2 separate regions of the Homo sapiens genome follow, and region 1 is linked to region 2. Evidence: chromatin loops called from intact Hi-C (ENCODE). Cell type or tissue: B cell. All regions are shown on one strand. Links, peaks and the distances in the headings refer to the core of each region. The heading gives the core; the rest is flanking DNA. Region 1 has its middle 25 kb from the start of BPTF. Region 2 overlaps BPTF (bromodomain PHD finger transcription factor).

What was found. A loop is a pair of places that touch in the nucleus more often than their neighbours do. Peaks named below come from ENCODE experiments on the same cell type or tissue, not always from the same donor. Only the 100,000 strongest peaks of a DNase experiment are listed, where the experiment ranks them.
Region 1: it touches region 2 in a loop (6-fold over the local background); 9 of 110 quality-filtered maps call a loop at or near these places.

The regions. Positions count from the first base shown.
Region 1 is chr17:67,797,974-67,802,364 of GRCh38, reverse strand. No RefSeq gene overlaps it. Among named protein-coding and RNA genes, the nearest start is that of BPTF, 25 kb to the left of the region's middle. In B cell, for the core only: a CTCF peak has its summit at 1,785 (motif pointing left); a DNase peak (open chromatin) is centred at 1,724.
Region 2 is chr17:67,860,541-67,864,931 of GRCh38, reverse strand. All of the region lies in intron 2 of BPTF (bromodomain PHD finger transcription factor), which reads right to left. Among named protein-coding and RNA genes, the nearest start is that of BPTF, 37 kb to the right of the region's middle. In B cell, for the core only: no CTCF peak of the experiment used is centred there; a DNase peak (open chromatin) is centred at 2,131; H3K27ac peaks cover 285 bases.

The DNA.
Region 1 (4,391 bases), core at 257-4,256, 63 kb after region 2:
CCATACTACCAGCCTCCCAGGGTCTCCAGTCTGCAGACGACCTGTTTTGGGACTTCTTGCCAATTTCCCTAATAAATAAACTCCATTTCGTCTTTCTCTCTTTCTCTCCTGTTGAATCTGTCTCCCTGGAGAACCCTGACTAATACAGATTGAGGCTGGAAGGAATGGATCTTCTTTGCCTTGTCCTGGGAAAACACACATCCACGTACATACAGTAGATTGCCCTTACAAACAGGTATGGCCAGGCTGGACCAAATTCTATAGGCTCTGACCTCAGCCAGGGCTACTGTAGTCTTATAGCAGTCACTCCCCAGGACTGCGCCTTGCTTTGCTGATTGTCTGACTCCTTCGTGTTCAGAAAAGCAGACCCAGATCACAGAGGCAAGGAACAGAAGGCAGTCTTGCAGACATGCCTCAACCCGTTTACATAGATTGAATCCCTTGGCCAGATCAGTGGCCCAGAAATGAATGAATGGAATCTCTCAGACCACCTGCAGCTACCTGACTTACCTGACCCCTCCGCTAGGAGGTGCTCAACATAACTATGGGGTGAAACTGGCCAGGCTGCGGGACATGGGGTGATGAAAGTATGACCAGCCCTTCAATCTAGCCTGCTTGCAGTCTTTTTTTTTTTTTTTTTTTGAGACAGAGTTTTGCTCTTGTCACCCAGGCTAGATTGCAATGGCGCGATCTCGGCTCACAGCAACCTCTGTCTCCCGGGTTCAAGCGATTCTTCCATCTCAGGCCCGCCCTGCTTGGAGTCTTTTTATTAAAGATATCAGATGTGGCCAGGCGTGGTGGCTCATGCCTGTAAGCCCAACTCTTTGGGAGGCCAAGGCGGGTGGATCACTTGAGACCAGGAGGTCGAGACCAGCCTGGGCAATATGGTAAAATCCCGTCTCTACAAAAAATACAAAAATTAGCCAGGCACGCACCTGTAGTCCCAGTTGCTTGGGAAGCTGAGGTGGGAGGATGGTTCGGGCCCAGGAGGCAGAGGTTGCAGTGAGCCTAGATTGCACCACTGCACTCCAGCCTTGGTAACAGAGATCCTGCCTCAAACAAACCAACCCACCAAAGATGTCACATGTATCTTTGCCCTAAAAAACACTCAGTACATTTTGATCAGAAGAGTGTTTAAGCTGTGTCATGGAATAATTTTTTGGGAAGGCTGGATTTGGAAGTTTTATTAAGACATCAAGGTGTAATATTTAAAACCCAGATCACTCTGGACCTGGGAATGGAAGTTAAAAACAGATGTCAAGGCTGGGCATGGTGGCTCACGCCTGTAATCCCAGCACTTTGGGAGGCCGAGGCAGGTGGATCATTTGAGGTCAGGAGTTCGAGCCCAGCCTGGCCAACATGGTGAAACCCCGTCTCTACTAAAAATACAAAAATTAGCCGGGCATGGTGGTGGATGCCTGTAATCCCAGCTACTTGGGAGGCCAAGACAGGAGAATCGATTGAACCCAGGAGGTGGAGGTTGCAGTGAACAGAGATCGTGCCACTGTATTCCAGCCTGGGTGACAGAGTGAGACATATCTAAAAACAAAAAACAAACAAACAAAAAAACCCACAGATGTCAAGATAAGTGTTGAGCAGTTTAAGGAAGTGCAATGTTTTCAGGCTTGGGCAGTGCCCCTGCTCTCTTCCAGGGGCTGATAAAGCGTGCAGCCCAGCCTTCTGAGCTGTGACATCCTCTTCCATTGGGTGATGTTCTTATCCATTTGCCAGACTGGCCTGAGCCTCTGGCCAGCATTTCTAGACCAACAACAGGGGCGCCACCTCCAGGCCAATCCCCATAAGTGTAGTTTTGTGAGCCGGACTGACGTGGGTTATGTTCAGTTCAGACAGTGCGTTCTCAAGCAGAGCAAAGGGTCTGGGTTCCTGGATTAGGAGACCCCTTACCCCAAGCAATTCTAGAATCTAGGATTCGCCGGGTGCAATGGCGCATGCCTGTAATCCCAGCACTTTGGGAGGCCAAGGCGGGAGGATCACTTGAGCCCAGGAGTTTGAGGCCAGCCTGAGCAACACAGCGAGACCCTGTTTCTATAGAAATAAAAAAATTAGCTGGACGTGGTGGTGCACACCTGTGGTCCCAGCTACTGGGGAGGCTGAAGGAGGAGGATCACTTGAGCCCAGGACTTCAGGGTTATACTGAGCTATGATCAAGCACTGTATTCCAGCCCGGGTGACAGAATGAGACGATGTCTCTAAAAAAAAAACAAACAAAAATGGATTTCTTTGCTACCAGCTTCACTGTGTGCTTTGTTTCAGAGATTGAGAACTCTTTCCAAAAACTGACTTCCCTAAAGTCAGCCTAGCCTCATATCCTCAAGGCAAGCTCATCCAGCTTGTATCAAGAAGTCCCCAGCCTGGCCGGGGAGCAGTGGCTCACGCCTGTAATCCCAGCACTTTGGGAGGCAGAGGCGGGCGGATCACGAGGTCAGGAGATTGAGACCATCCTGGCTAACATGGTGAAACCCTGTCTCTATTAAAAGTACAAAAATTAGCCGGGCGTGGTGGCGAGCGCCTGTAGTCCCAGCTACTTGGGAGGCTGAGGCAGGAGAATGGCGTGAACCCGGGAGGCAGAGCTTGCAGTGAGCTGAGATCACGCCACTGCACTCCAGCCTGGGCGACAGAGCGAGAGTCCGCCTCAAAAAACAAAAAAGAAGTCCCTAGCTTTCTCAAGCTGGCAGGAGAAGGACACACAAAAAAGTCTTCAGCCTAAATGACTTACTCTCCTGTGACTCCACAGCAAGAAAACTGGATGATTAACGTCAGTGACCTCATGGTGAAGAAGACAGCATTGCTAGTGATCTAAGTGGCCTTCAAGGGGGGCATTCCCCATTACCTGACAGCTAGGAGTGCTTGGAGCACACTTGGTTCAGCTCATGCCTCCTCGCAGTCTTCAAAGAGTTTGCTTCCCGTATTTGTGAGCTGAGCAGCCTAAACTGTTTGGTAGATATCCTGCCAGCAAGACCACAATGGCAGGGGATGGCAGAGAAGTCCCGCATCCAAAGCACCGTGGCCTGGGAACTCTGCAGGCATGCCGGCTCTGTTGCTGTGAGTCTAAACAGTTCTGCAAGGCCATCATCCAGTTGGCTGAGATCCAAGCCTGCTCAAAGCTAAAAAAATGCACAGGATCGGCTGGGTGCGGTGGCTCACACCTGTAATCCCAGCACTTTGGGAGGCCAAGGCAGGCAGATCACGAGGTCAAGAGATCGAGACCAGCCTGACCAACATGGTGAAACCCTGTCCCTACTAAAAATACAAAAATTAGCTGGGCATGGTGGCATGCACCTGTAGACCCAGCTACTCAGGAGGCTGAGGCAAGAGAATTGCTTGAACCTGGGAGGCAGAGGTTGCAGTGAGCCAAGATCGCGCCACTGCACTCCAGCCTGGCAACAGAGTGAGACTCCATCTAAAAAATAAAAAAATAAGAAAAATGCACAGGTTCCTCCTCCACCAGTATAGCCATCAATGTCCTGGCAGTAGGAAACTGCGCATCAGTGCTGGGACTGGGGAGGACACTACTCAGTATGCCACTGGGCGTCCTTCAAAATCCTAAACATGGGCCCATGGAACTTTTGGTGGCCCTGTGGTCTAGAGATTGTCTCCCAAATTCATCAGTTCTTGAGTTATAGGTACACTGGATAAGGATAGACAGCAATGGTCCTAAAGGCTACTATACCCTCTCTGGGCCCTCTCCATGCCTGTGACCATCACACCATCATGGTACAGGAGGGAGTATCCTAAGATGTCACGTTTCATCCCCCGTACTGGACCTTTCCACCTGGTGCCTGGTGAAATGCGTCAATTAAGTTCTAGAGAACGCTCTGCTTCCTGACCACTGGGAAACACAGGACACCACCCGCCTTTATTCTGCAAAATTTGCATAGAGTTCACTACATTCCCGTGTCTAAAACACACTGACACATCAGCCATGGCCTCCATTCCTTGTACCTTCTAAATCATCAACCACCGTATAAGCAAACGGCTAGGACCTTAAGTGCTTGCACCTAAGGGATGCAGATCAGAATCATCTGAGAAGCTTTTAGGCCAGGTGCGGTGGCTCATACCTGTAATCCCAGCACTTTGGGAGGCTGAAGCAGGCAGATCACTTGAGATCAGGAGTTCAAGACCAGCCTGGCCAACATGGTGAAACCCCGTCTCTACAAAAATAAAAAATAAAAAGTTAGTGAGATGGCATGCACCTGTAATCCCAGCTACTCGGGAGGCTGAGGCAAGAGAATCATGTGAACCCGGGAGGTGGAGGTTGCAGTGAGCCGAGATCGCATCACTGCACTCCAGCCTGGGTGACAAAGTGAGATCCTGTCTCAAAACAGATATTTCAGGCCAGGCACAGTGGCACACGCCTGTAATCCCAGCAC
Region 2 (4,391 bases), core at 164-4,163:
CCGGGAGCCTGAGGCAGGAGAATGGTGTGAACCCAGGAGGTGGAGCCTAGAGTGAGCCGAGTTCGCGCCAGTTCACTCTAGCCTGGGTGACAGAGCGAGACTCTGTCTCAAAAATAAACAAAAAAATAAATAAATAAGGAATGATCAACTGGTAAGTATAATGCAAATATTCCAAAGCCCATAATACTTCTGATCCACAGCATTTTAGATAAGGGATACTCAACCTATACCGTATTCACTGACCTAACATTTTTCTTCTTGAAGCCACAGAAAGAAAAATTCATTAAAGCATAAAGCAGCAAAACAGTGAATACCTGCTAATCCATTCAAAGAAAAGTTGGGGGTTTTTTTGGTCTGTTTTGTTTTGTTTAACTTTTTTCTTTTCCTTTTTTTTTTTTTTTTTTGTGATGGAGTCTCACTCTGTTGCCCAGGCTGGAGTGCAGTGGCGCAATCTTGGCTCACTGCAACCTCTGCCTCCTGGGTTCAAGCACTTCTCATGCCTCAGCCTCTGAAGAAGCTGGGATTTACAGGCACACACCACCACGCCCAGCTAATTTTTGTATTTTTAGTAGAGACAGGGTTTCGCCATGTTGGCCAGGCTAGTCTTGAACGTCTGGCCTCAAGCAATCCGCCCGCCTCAACCTCCCCAAAGTGCTGGGATTACAGGCACGAGCCACCGCACCGGGCTGAAAAGTTGTTTTTTTATACTTAGTTACTTGGCCTATATACAGTTTATATAATCAAAATTATTTGTCCTCATTGTAAAAGTGACAACAGCTTTCCACATAAATATACATTATGTATGTATATTTGGTTTTGGAGTTATAATGTGGTTCTGTAGAAGCTCTGGTTCTTACAAGGCCTACCATGTTCCTCAGGCTCACCCAAACTGGCCAGGCTTCCCTGAAGTTACCACTGGGCACACATTCTCAAGGACTCATAGGGTGGCAAAGAGAAGACAGACTGGCAAGAAAAGGTTTGCTAAAAATATAATTAAGAGCAAACATACATATTATATGTCTACATTTTAAAGCTTCTTTGACTTTTACCTAGGCTAGCTAAGTAGAAGGTTAATGACTCACAGTAAGTTTCAACTTTCGTTTCTAAACAAACCCATAGAAATGAAGAGTAAAGAACACTAGTGAAATGAGTTGAATAATGTCCCCAAAGTTCATGTCCACCTGCAACCTCAGGATGTGATCTTATTTGGAAATAGGGTCTTTGCAGATGTAAAGTTAAGGATCTTGAGATAAAAATCATCCTGGATTTAGGGTGGCCCCTAAGTCAAATGACTGGTATCCTTAGAAAAGGAGAGGACCCAAGGTGACACATAGAAAAGAAGGTAATGGGCCGGGCGTGGTGGCTCACGCCTGTAATTCTAGAACTTTGAGAGGCCAAGGCGGGCAGATCACAAGGTCAGGAGATGGAGACCATCCTGGCCAACATGGTGAAACCCCATCTCTACTAAAAATACAAAAAATTGGCCAGGAATGGTGGCATGTGCCTGTAGTCCCAGCTACTTGGGAGGCTGAGGCAGGAGAATCACTTGAACCTGGGAGGTGGAGGTTGCAGTGAGCCGAGATCGTGCCACTGCACTCCAGCCTGGGCAACAGAGACTCCGTGTCTCAAAAAAATGAAAAGAAAAAGAAAAGAAGGTAGCATAGAGGCAGCAACTGGAGTGATGTGTCTGTTTGTAAACCAAGAAATGCTAAGGACTGCCAGAAGCTAGGAGACAGGCATGGAACAGATTCTCTTTGAAAGTCTCCAGAAAAACCAACCCTGCTGACCCATGATTTCAGACTTCTGGCCTCCAGGACTGTGAGACAATAAATTCATATTTTTTCAAGCCACCCCATTTGTGGTACTTTGTTATGGTGGCCCTGGAAAACTCCCAACTTTTGGTACGGGAAGTGGGGTGCTGCTGCTAACATACTCAAAAATGTGAAAGTGGTTTTGGAACTGGGTAATGGGAAGAGGCTGAAGAACTGTTAGGTGCTTGATAGAAAAAACCTAAGCTGCCTTGAAAAGATAGTGACAGGGAGATTGGAATTATGCTGCCAGCAAGCCAAGGACACTTGGGGTGCTAGAAGCTAGAAAAGGCCAAAAAAAAAAAAAAAAGCAAGGATTTTTTTCCTAGAGCCTGCAGAGGGAGCATGGCCCTGCTGACACCTTTGAGTTTAGACTTCTATTCTCCAAAACTGTTAAATAATCAATTTCTACTGTTTTAAACTACCCAGTTTTATAGTACTTTTTTTTGGTATAGTACTTTGTTATAGCAGCTGCAGGAAACTGATAAAACTAGCAATTCAGCAATTAAAGACAAAAGCTAGGTCCTAAGCTCTTGGTCAAGCAGCCCAAGTAGTGCTTAGGAGCACACATTCTGGAGCCAGAATGCCTAGGTTCAAATCCCGATCCCACCACTTTGTAGTTGTGTGATCTTGGATAAATTACTTAAAACTCTCTATGCCTCAGTCTCTCCATCTGAAAAATAGGGTGACGGTACATATCCTGGAAGATGCTGTTGTTAGAATTAAATTAATTAAAATATATAAAGTGTTTAGAGTAGTACCAGCACTTCATGGGTATCATATACATAGTTGTCATCATTTTCCTCACCTTATGAAGTGTATAATATTTACCTTAAAACAAGTAACTAGGCCGGGCACGATGGCTCACGCCTGTAATCCCAGCACTTTCGGAGTCCGAGGCAGGTGGATTACCTGAGGTCGGGAGTCCAAAACCAGACTGGCCAACATGGTGAAACCCCATCTCTACTAAAAATACAAAAATTAGCCGGGTGTGGTGGCAGGCACCTGTAATCCCAGCTACTTGGGAGGCTGAGGCAGAAGAATCACTTGAACCTGGGAGGCGGAGGTTGCAGTGAAGCAAGGTTGTGCCACTGCACTCCAGCCTGGGCGACAGAGTGAGACTTGTATCAAAAAACAAAACAAAACAAAAAAACTATTGGTAGGATGGGTGTTTTAAAAAGTAGTATTTCACGATGCAAGAGAAAAAGGGGTTCAGGGAAAGAAAGGGGTGCAGGCAAAGAAATCCCTAGGAAGTAGCATAAATAGGCTGAGACCTCAAGAATGAGCTAGTTAGCCAACAGGTTTTTAGGTGCTTTGGTTTGCTTTTTATTTATGTTGTCTTAAGTGTTAGAAAGCAAGATAATTAAATGTACAAAGTTAGGGATCTGTGCTAAAGAATCTGAAGTTTTGGTTAAGGGCAAATGGAAGTAATTGTAATTAAAAGGTTTTTCAACTTAGGGGAAAAGGAGACTTGATCAAAATTGCTGTTTTAAAAATCATCCAGCTATGGCTGGGCATGGTGGCTCACATCTGTAATCCCAGCACATTTGGAGGCTGAGGTGGGCTGATCACCTGAGGTCAGGAGTTCAATATCAGCCTGGCCAACATGGTGAAACCCTGTCTCTACTAAAAATACAAAATTAGCCAGGTGTGGTGGCGGCCGCCCGTAATCCCACCCACTCGGGAGTCGCTTGAATCCAAGAGGCAGGGGGTTGCAGTGAGCTGAGACTGGGCCACTGCAGTCCAGCCTGAGTGAGACTCCATCTCAAAAAAAAAAAAAAAAGAAAAAATCTTGGAAGGTTGGGGTAGGGGGTTACACTACTTTAGGGGTGACTGACTAGTCTAATGAAGATGACACTGGCTTGTATCACGGAGGGACAGTGGGAATGGAGAGAAACTGATTCAATATTTATTTTAAAGGCATAGCAAACAATAAAGGAAAAAGTTTATTCTCATATTTCTAGCTTGAGCAGCTGGTGGGACAGTAATTCCATTTACTAAGATGAGAACGCTGGATGAAGAGTAGGTAATGGGGGGAAACGATGAGTTTGGTTTTAAACACGTTTGAGGTGCCTGCCTTGCGGACAGGTCCAGGAGTCTGCTGGACATACAGAACTGAACGTGGACAGAAGGAATTCAGGCACGGGAAGTCAGTAAGTTAATATGTGGTTTGTACCTAGAATGGGGAGTAGAAAGCTGTATAGATTTAAAAGCATAGTTTAGTTGATTCGGAAAATGAATACAGATTTTTAAAATGCTGTTTAAAGGCGTGTGGTGGTCCACGCCTGTTGTAATCCTAGCGCTTTGGGAGGCCAAGGCTGGAGGATCACTTGAGCCCAGGAGTTCGAGACCAGCCTGGCAACATAGTGAGACTCTGTCTCTGCAAAAAAATGAAATATAATGCTGTGTTCACGTAATTATATTTAGAATGGAGAGTGACAGAAAAACATGCTAATCTAATCTGGTAATTTCTATTTTAGTAGGTCCTAATTTCAGAGCAAAGGATTGACAGGATAAAAGCAATAGTTAAGAAAGATTGGCCCACTTACATAATGAATGAAAACTGGCCTCTGAGTTATATGC